2 separate regions of the Mus musculus genome follow, and region 1 is linked to region 2. The links are chromatin contacts, found by Hi-C or POLR2A ChIA-PET in ENCODE. All regions are on one chromosome and are shown on one strand. The core of a region is the stretch at or near the end of the contact, and the rest is flanking DNA. Distances in the headings are between cores, read along the strand shown. Region 1 holds the start of Gpr137c (G protein-coupled receptor 137C). Region 2 holds the start of Ptger2 (prostaglandin E receptor 2 (subtype EP2)).

Region 1 (4,984 bases), core at 180-2,679, 230 kb after region 2:
TTCATTTTATCATTATTGTACATGTGTGTGCATGATTACACTTGTGGATGGTAATACTGTCTGGTGTCTGGCAAACTACTGGACCAGAATAAGTACAGAACAGATCTTAAGCCCCTTTGTAACATGTACTTGGTGGTGGAGGACTGAGAAACAGCCATCTTCTTAAGCAGACCTTAAGGAGGGAGTATTTAGGAAAGGCTGGATATTGGATGCTCCAGTAAATATGCTGTCTACAGAAGCACTGAATCTGCAATGAGAGGCTCACTCTGAGAACACAGGATCCTTCCTCATCTTGCATTACTTTGACTGATTTGCTACCAAATACCAAATACAAAAAAAACACAAAAAACAAAAAACAAAAAAAAAAACCTTCATGTAGTGGCCAACATACAACCGTTCCTCACTTATTTAAAGCAGAAATATACCTCTTATTTTGTATCTCTCAGTCTCTGATGAGAATAGCACCACTTGTTCCAACACACAAGCAGAATCTCACACAAACTCTTCCATTCTGGACAATCACCACATTGTTACTGCTCCGCGCTCCCCCCACCCCTCCCCTGCCCACCCCTGCGCCCAAGAGAGCTTTCTAAATTGCAAGTTTCGAAGAATCACCTTCCCCTTGGAGAAGGCCTCAACGTTCATCTGTTCCCAGGACCACCATCCTTCAGGACCTCTTCCCAAGAGAAGAAAGGGTTGATTACTTACAGTTTCCGCTCGCGCTTTGCTTCATTCGCTTTCCTCGCCCCGTGTTTCCTCCAGCTCAGAAAAAGAAAAGGGGGGGAAATGAAATCAAAACCAGCGTCGTTTGGTGCCCCCAGAAACAGGTGAACTGAATCAGCAAGCAACCTGGCTGGAGGGACGTTTGCCGAGTGCTGATGTGCATGCAATCCTGCAGGCAAAGTCTTGAGGCCCGCGCTGCTACCCACCTGCCTGAGATTCTCGTGCAGAGATGAAAGGTCTCTGAGGACAGCACGTCCCGCCATCAGAGTAGAGATGGTGACAGAAGGCGGGGCAGGGGCTGGTCCCTACGGCGGCTCCCAAAGCAACTACGCCTACCTGAGAAGCTCACCGCCCACGGCCGGCACTGCCTCCGCAAAATCAGTCTCTTGGGCGAAAAAACAACCCCCGAGGCTCCGCCTGCTCCTCGTGCTCCTTACGTAAGAGATCCTCCAACCAATGGACGGTCAGGGGGCGGAGCGAGAACAGCCCCAGGTGACAGAATCTGGAGTCCTCCCGCCGGCGCGAGGAAGTCTTGCAGTTGCTGGGCCAATCAGCAGCGTGGGTGGGAAGAGGGGCGGGGGTAAAAGAGGAGAAAGCAGAAGGCCAATCAGATCAAAGGCTTCTGGAGTGACAGGCTCTGAGGCCTGTGGTATTCCGAGTGAGGCGCCCGGAGGGCGCGCCCGCCCGGGCCAATCGCCGGCAGCTCACAGTGCGGAGCGAGCGCCTCAAAAGCTCGGGTTTCTCAGCTGATTGTCTCCAGCCGAGAGTTGTTTGCTGCTGCTGCGGAGCCGAGCCGCGGCCCGAGGAACCGAGCCCCCCGGGGGGAAGGGGAGGCGGGCCCGAGGGCAGCCGCGGCCATCGCGCGGGGCTGCGACTCCTGTCACGGCGCTGCCCGGGGCCGCAGGCTGGGGCGGGCGGGAGGTCCGGGGGGCGCTCGGGCCGCTTCCTTCCCGCGCTCCCTCCCCGCTGCTCGCGTCCCCTCATGAGGGTATCAGTGTCCGGGCCGGCGGCCGCCGCGGTCCCCACGGCCGGCCGCGAACCCTCGACGTCCGGCGGGGGCGCCGTCGCGGCCTCGGGCGCCGCGGTTCCCGGTTCGGTGCAGCTGGCGCTGAGCGTGCTGCACGCGCTGCTCTACGCCGCGCTCTTCGCCTTTGCCTACCTGCAGCTGTGGCGGCTGCTCCTGTACCGCGAGCGGCGGCTCAGTTACCAGAGCCTCTGCCTCTTCCTGTGTCTCGCGTGGGCAGCGCTCAGGACCACGCTCTTCTCGGCCGCCTTCTCCCTCAGCGGCTCTCTGCCCCTGCTGCGGCCACCCTCTCGCCTGCACTTCTTCCCGCACTGGCTGCTCTACTGCTTCCCCTCCTGCCTACAGTTCTCCACGCTCTGTCTCCTCAACCTCTACCTGGCAGAGGTAAGGCGGGAGGACCGGCGAGCGGGGGAGCGGGGCCGCCGGGATCCACTCCTGCCGAGACGGAAGGGGTCGGGGCTGGGGGAGGTGGCCGGAGGGCAGTCTGGGGACACTGAGACACTCCTGTCTTTCCCTCTCCCTCAACTTAAGCCGCTGATGGACTCGGTGCCTGAGGGGGTTGGAGAAGTGTGAGAGAGAGAGTATGCGTGCCCCGACAACTTAAGGCAGTGGGACACCCTTTGTTCAATGTCCCAGACCTCCACGTAAGGCGTTGGTGGCGACCACAGAGAAGCATCGTAAGAAGTAGCAGCTCCGGTAGCTCTGTCGAGGCTGGACCGGGTTGAGGGAGGTTGGATGCTGAAGTAGAGGCAGCTCTGCTGAAGCTGGACCGCTGCCAGCCATTACGTCACCAGGCAGAGCTGTTCCTCCGCTATTGTTGCTGCGTTTCTTTTATTAGAAGCTTATATCCCCCCCCCCCCCCGCATCTCCTTAACTGTGGCTCGATACACCTTGCACAAATTCTGATCGATCGCTTCCCCGACGGGGTGAACGATCAATAACCAATGCTGCGGGACAGTCGAAGGACCTCCATAAAGCCCTTAGTGTTTGTCCCAGTTGCTGCTTGCTTTGGCGATTTAGGCGGTCTCTTACAGCACAGCCCTTTGGGGGAGAGCTAATTAGGAGAGAAGATACAAGCTTAACCTGTGCCTGTTGCAGAAACAAACCACGGAACTATGTTTTTTGGTGTTTTTGATTTTGTTTTTCCAACAACTTGCTTAATAGCTGGAGTCTAATCACACCCCCTTTCTCTTTTACGGGGAATTGCTGGTTGGATTGCATTGTTCTGCAGCACATTTGACCCATTTCAGACAGGTTGGGGGTATAAGGTTGTCAATCATGTCTATCTGGTATTTATGCCTTATTATTTTCAGGTTCCACCCCCCCCCCCCCAGTCTTCTTTTCCCTCAAAATACGAGCTTAGGAGAGGAGAAAAAAAGGTGACATCATACACTTAATACTGACTAATATAGAACGGTATTGGTCTATGCAGCTAATCCTCTCAAAGGCTTTTGGAGGTGATGAGAATTAACACAGTTCCAAGGAAAAGTAACCCAAAAAAGGCACTTTTGAATCAGATTGTGTTTATATTTCCTACATAAACCAACTCTTTTTTTCCCCTTAATAAACAGGAAAATAGAAAGCGTTTTTAAAATCACAATTGTAATTTCAGCTATATACAATTGTTATATATACAAGCTATATCCAATAAAAAACAATTATTGAGTAACAAAACCAAACTTTATTTTTATTCTCTAGCAACATAATACCATAAAAAACCTCATAATACCACAAAAATAATGCCACACTCTTAAGCAAAAGTGAAAAGCATATGCAATTGTAAATCAAATAAACATGCTACAATGGTATCATATTTGGGGATCATCCAGTTGCTTAAGGTTTTATAACACATATTTATAGGTAAACTGATACTGAGTTCTTCTTGACACTTCTGATAGTACATTAGTAATTTCTCATTATTGAAGACTTACTTTAGCCTCAGATACAGTTAATCTACCTGAAAATGATTAAAAGTCAATTTGCTAGGAGCATCAGATACCACGGGTGTTGTCACCCCCCCCATATGTCTTAAAAAATTATATATGCAATTCATTGGACCTTGCTAACATCACCCTTTCACTTGAGATGTAACACATAACCAGAAAGTGTACACAATCTTAAACATGCAGCTAGGGAAGTGTTATGTATGTATACATCCAAGTTACCAACAGCCTGAGTAAGATCTTGGATGCCTTAAGGGTTCCCTTGTATCTTCTACCAGACAGCACCTCTCACTCAAAGGGAAAGAAAGTGGCCAAACATAATAGGAAAAATATCAACTATATTTAAGCACAAAATTCTAAAAAGTATTTCTAGAACAAAAAAAATAAAGATTATCTACATAGTTTTCACATGTTATCACTGGTATTCCAAGTAAGAAAACATTAAAGTCTGAAAGTCTTATTAAATGAATCACTTGTTTGTGTGATACACTTTTTTGGAAAAAGCTCTTACCCTAGAAAATATAAATTTCAAAATACTGTACTGAAGCTCTTTTGTTTGATTGGTTGTTTCTTAGTATCTTCTGGAAAGGGCTTATGGGTTGCTTGCCTTTTATAATAACACTAAAAAGTTTAGGACATAATACTTGAATAAATATTGTCCTTTTTTGAAATCCTGCTTTATAATAGACATTTGAATCAGAATTTATTTCCCAGTTCATAGATATCTATACTTAAGAGAGTATTTGAAGTCAAGTGTGGTATGTACCTATAATCTCAGCACTTGGGAGGGAGAGGCTGGAAGAATGCCATGATTTTGAGGGCATCCTAAACTACATAGTTCTAAGACAATATGGCCTATATAACAACTGAACTTAAAAGGTGAGTATGTGAGCACATATTTGTAATCCTTATACCTAGATGACAGAAGCAGAAGGATCTACAAGTTACACGTTGTAGTACTTTGCCAAAAAAAAAAAAAGGTAAGAAAAGTGTGGATTTGTTTTTCTTGTATTTTTTGAGGCAGACTGTCTATGTACTTCAGGCTGGCCTTGAACTCTCCATCCTCCTGCTTCAGCCTTCCAAATGCAAGGAAATATAGATGTATACCACCATGCCCAGCTCTGGATGACAGTTTTTAATTAACAATTCCAAGTAACTGGAAGTATATTTTCTATTGATCATTCTGAATTCGTAAAGTTTTTCTCTTCGAGGAGTTGTTTCTTTATTTCAGTTTTTTGTTTTGTTTTCAGATGGACATGCTAGTGAGCTCAGACTGGCCTGGAATGTGCTGTGT
Region 2 (4,603 bases), core at 2,010-4,509:
GCAGGTCCTTAATGAGGTTCAGGCTCAAAACAAGAACCAAGGATAGGGACAAACACTGTAGTCTCTGCTACCAATCCCCACATCATGTAGACAGTGGTTCTCAACCTGTGGGTCACGGCCCTTTTGGGGGTTGCATATCAGATATTCTACATATCAAATATTTACATTACAATTCATAGTAGTAGGAATATTACATTTATGAAGTAGCAATGAAATAATTTTATGGTCGGAGGTCACCACACCATGAGGAATTAAATTAAATGGCCATAGCGTTAGGAAGGTGACAACCACTGTTGTACAACCTAAAGGACTCTTAACTTCTGCAATGAAAAAAATATTCCACATATGAGCTTCTTCGAAGGGGAGTCACTAATAGCTAGAACTATACCTAGAGAAACTTCATTTTTTTTCCCTTTAATAAACTTAGATCTAAACTGTCATGTGGCTACTGGCTAGCGATTGGACAATGAAAGGCTTATAACAATAAAATCTGCATTATTTATCTCTAACAGTGGACCTGTTTCTCTGGCTGAATCTTGACTAGCATAGAAACAAGGGGAAGAGCCTTGCTCCAAAAAGCCAAAGAATAGATCTGACAGAGCTGGAGGATCGCAAGCATCTACCAGCATGTACAAGCATGTACCAGCATGTACAAGCATCTACCAGCAGACCACCTAGAAACTTCCCAGGACTCTGTGGACTGTCGCCAAAACCATCCTTTAAATCTAACCTCTAGTTTTCAGTGACTTCTGTTTGCTACAGTGAATGGTGTGAGCCTTGTGTAGTTTATTACAGGGCACAGATAGTGTTCTTAGAATTCTCTTTGAAAAAAATTATTTAGACATGCATAGATATCAAGAAGTAAAGTTTGAGTGTTTTGAAAGACATAACTCCTGCAAATAGAAACATGCAAGCCCCGGTGTTAGCTTCCTCCAAGTAGTTCTCCTTCCTTTCATGTTTATCTTTGCCTGCCTTTGAAAAATGACCTATGGTAAGTAGCTTCCCTTCCAAAGCCCCTGAGTTACAGATCCATAAAGGAAAATATGAATTTTATATTTCAAGTAATATGTATTAGTCAGAGATCCTCAAAGAAATAGGACCAATTGTATATGTCTTTCTCTTTATGTGTGTTCTGTATACAAAGTCATATGATACACAATGTTTTTGTCAATAGTGTACGTCACACTCAAATAACAAAACTGCCTAGCAACAGCTTTCTCAGTCTGTATTCCAGCCCTTGATTTACATGTGGCTCTCTATGTGTGTCTACTTGTAAAGCCAGTGTTATGTTTGGAAGAAGTCTCAAGACTGAAGAGCTAAAAGTTGAGATTCTAGTCAGCCTGAAAGCCTGAGAATCAGGAATGTCAATGGCGGATCAATGCCCCAAATGAAGCTGGGTATCAACCTTCACCTATATTCCTAGTGCTATTCACTCAGCAACAGACCAGATGGGGCCCACCCACAATGGAGCTGTTATGTGCCTTAGTCAGTCCAGCAATGTGGATGCTAAGTTCTTTAGAACACCTCCCAGATATAGTCAGACATACTGTTTAGTCAGCTCCTGGGCATCCCATGCCTGACCAAGTTGACACACAATTACTAATCACATGGTGTTCCCCAAACACAATGGCTTCATGAACAGGAACTGAAAATTAGCAAAGCTGTATGTCCCAATTCTAAAACTGAGGGTGTTAATATATTTTTCTATTAAGAAATCCTAGACTCTGGATAAACTGAACTTGTACTGGGATGCTGACACTACAATTAGAAATGGGAAGAAGCCACTTTCAAACTACAGAAGATAATTCAATTTACTGAACCGACCTGATGGTCTGAGTAGGTAGAGATGGCAAACTAAGCATCCAGTGAGACTGCTGAAACATGGAACACAGTAGGACTGCTAGCTCTCTCTGTGCAACTACTGGAAACAAACACACAAACAAACAAAAATGCTAATTTGAATATGTTGCAAATGAAATCACGAAGCCCAGAAAAGTAATTACTAAGATATGAACTCCTAAGAATTATACAACTAGCTCTGGTCTTTTTCTTGTGACATATTCACCTTTAAGTAGGGATCACTCACGGAGCCCCAAAGCCACCTGTCCTGTAGACAAACTTCCCTGCACCAGGGAATTCCTTGCTTAAACCCATGTCTGGGGCTTCATAGTGGCTTCTTCCCCCAGGATCCCCAAGACTGTCTCACATGCAGGGAGTGCATACCCTAGGGTCTGAGGGGTTGTTGAGGAAGGGGTATGGACAGAGCTTAGTAATCAGAAACTAGATTGTCCACACACCTCTGTGAGAATCTTCTCACAGTGTGCTACTAAGTTGGGGTAGAGACTAGCAGAAAAAGGCAGAGGGTATAGGGATGAGATCTCGAATTTTCTCTGGTATCCATTAAAGTCAGCAGAGTCATGTCACTCATGTAGTGAAAAGGTAGAGACAATTATATAGAAATAGAGCCACAAGGGGCTTTTGTTATAAGGTGACCATGGAAACAGAAAGGGTATAAAAGCCTTTGGAAAGTAAACACAGTGGAAACAGCATCAGAGTCTTGCCTGTTCTGCTCATTCCCCAACCATGTGGGAGGAGATGGCACAAGATGGACATGGGAGAGTCCACTTTGGGTGGCTGTGTGGAGGACGCTACTGGCCTGCAGTTTACAGCCTGAAAGGAAACTAGAGGAGTTTGACACCCACTGCATCCATGCCCTACAAACTTAGCAATGGAGTGGATAGCTTCAGCTGTGGGAAATGAGCCTGTAGGCCTCCCAAATGGATTCTGCTTCCCGTATTTTGCTAGAAAACCCCTCCAGTCCCCAGGCCAGAAGCATGGTGAGCTAAGTCATGAGAAGCAAGGTGTACTCCATAAATAATCTTTCCATTGCTCTTTCTTTTTACTCCTGGGCAAACCTTTCTTTCTCAGCACACTCTCTTTCTCTGCATGAAATACACTTTTTCTAGTAGTATACCCTTGCCTACGTTGTCTGTCAGGCTGGACTGAGAAAACCAGAAACACTGCTGCATTTTTAACTACTCTGTAACTATGGCAACAAATGATAAATAACTATTTATGCCAGCTTCATTGTGAAACTGGCCAATTACCAAAACACTCCGGGAATAAATCCTTCGAATGGTTAACTGACTGTGGAGAGACGAATGTGAACAATGTATTAACAGATTCTTCAAGATTGAGCCTCAATAGAGAACACTTAAGTGCCATTTGTTTTCCATCTGGGGCCACAAACATGACTCTAGAGGATTACAAGAACAGTTCCTGTTTTGTTTTGTTAGGATTGCTTAAGCAAGTCGTTGTTATAGGAAGGCAAAGGCCACTCTGTGGTGTGCACGGTTCCATTTCTTGGATGGATAGGTTTGCTTTTCAGTTCCTTCCAGTTTTTGTCCCACCTTTGTTGGGTATCTTTCTGGATGTTTTGTGTTTTGTTTTGTTTTAAAGGAAAACAACAACCTCTCTCATATTCTTACTTCAAGTTGTCTTGATGTTTTTGTGCCTCCTCCACACCTCACAGGGCTGGACTCTCTTAACCTCAGTTTGGTGAGTTCCTGTTACCCCAGTCTTATTAAACTGTGCTGGTTCCCAGCCTTCTGCTAGGGCTAAAGGCTTCAGAGCTGAAGTCAGAGGCACTGCAACTTCCAACCCATAGGAAGGAAGACCTTATGGGCCAGCTCAGGGTGAGCGCTGGGAACGCCCCCAGGTCCCTTCTAGAGCCCTGTCAGTGTGTGTCTGCCCTGCCTGGCCCCACGGCAGCAGCTCGCAAGCAATCTAAATTGCTTTCCTGGATTCCACTACTGGACTTGCCCCCTGAAGGCGCTGGAGGGAGCAGCTGCTCTGGCAAGCACCCCCTGCTAGGGCAGGTGAGGCACAGAAGCACCGAGAGCGACCGGATATTGTAGTGAAGAGGCCACTGTACGTACAGGCAGGAGACCCAAACAAGTCTGTCCTTGGTGCGAGTTGGGGGCCGGAAGGGAGCTCTGGATTTCGGTCCCTCCCCTTTTCCCTGCTCTGTCTTGGAGCCCTGGGGCCATCAGACCCTCCGACTGTCTGGTACTTGCCTGGAAGAGATATCATCTCTCCTCCACACCCTCCACCATGGACAATTTTCTTAATGACTCCAAGCTAATGGAGGACTGCAAGAGTCGTCAGTGGCTCCTTTCGGGGGAAAGCCCAGCCATCAGCTCGGTGATGTTCTCGGCCGGGGTTCTGGGGAATCTCATCGCACTGGCACTGTTGGCGCGCCGCTGGCGTGGGGACACCGGGTGTAGCGCCGGCAGCAGGACCTCTATCTCCTTGTTTCACGTGCTGGTAACGGAATTGGTGCTCACTGACCTGCTGGGAACCTGCCTCATCAGCCCGGTGGTGCTGGCTTCATATTCAAGAAACCAGACCCTGGTGGCCCTGGCTCCCGAAAGTCACGCGTGTACCTATTTCGCTTTCACTATGACCTTCTTTAGTCTGGCCACGATGCTCATGCTCTTCGCTATGGCCCTGGAACGCTACCTCTCCATCGGGTACCCTTACTTCTACAGGCGCCACTTATCGCGCCGCGGGGGTCTGGCGGTGCTGCCTGTCATCTATGGGG

Evidence for each region. A loop is a pair of places that touch in the nucleus more often than their neighbours do. ChIA-PET counts read pairs that join two places held with the same protein, here RNA polymerase II (POLR2A).
Region 1: a map of regulatory T cell shows a loop between it and region 2 (2.1-fold over the local background). The contact joins the promoter of Gpr137c here to the promoter of Ptger2 in region 2. A Hi-C loop is called at or near these places in 1 of 37 maps with a recorded cell type or tissue (regulatory T cell). POLR2A ChIA-PET finds 5 or more read pairs at or near these places in 2 of 5 experiments (Patski and embryonic stem cell).

Annotation. Positions count from the first base shown.
Region 1 is chr14:45,218,288-45,223,271 of GRCm38, forward strand. It overlaps Gpr137c (G protein-coupled receptor 137C), which reads left to right and starts at 1,430. Exons shown (of 7, transcript NM_027518.2): 1 at 1,430-2,131. The coding sequence starts at 1,706. It overlaps Txndc16 (thioredoxin domain containing 16), which reads right to left and starts at 1,138. Exons shown (of 21, transcript NM_001310534.1): 1 at 930-1,138; 2 at 709-762.
Region 2 is chr14:44,984,852-44,989,454 of GRCm38, forward strand. It overlaps Ptger2 (prostaglandin E receptor 2 (subtype EP2)), which reads left to right and starts at 3,260. Exons shown (of 2, transcript NM_008964.4): 1 at 3,260-4,603. The coding sequence starts at 4,114.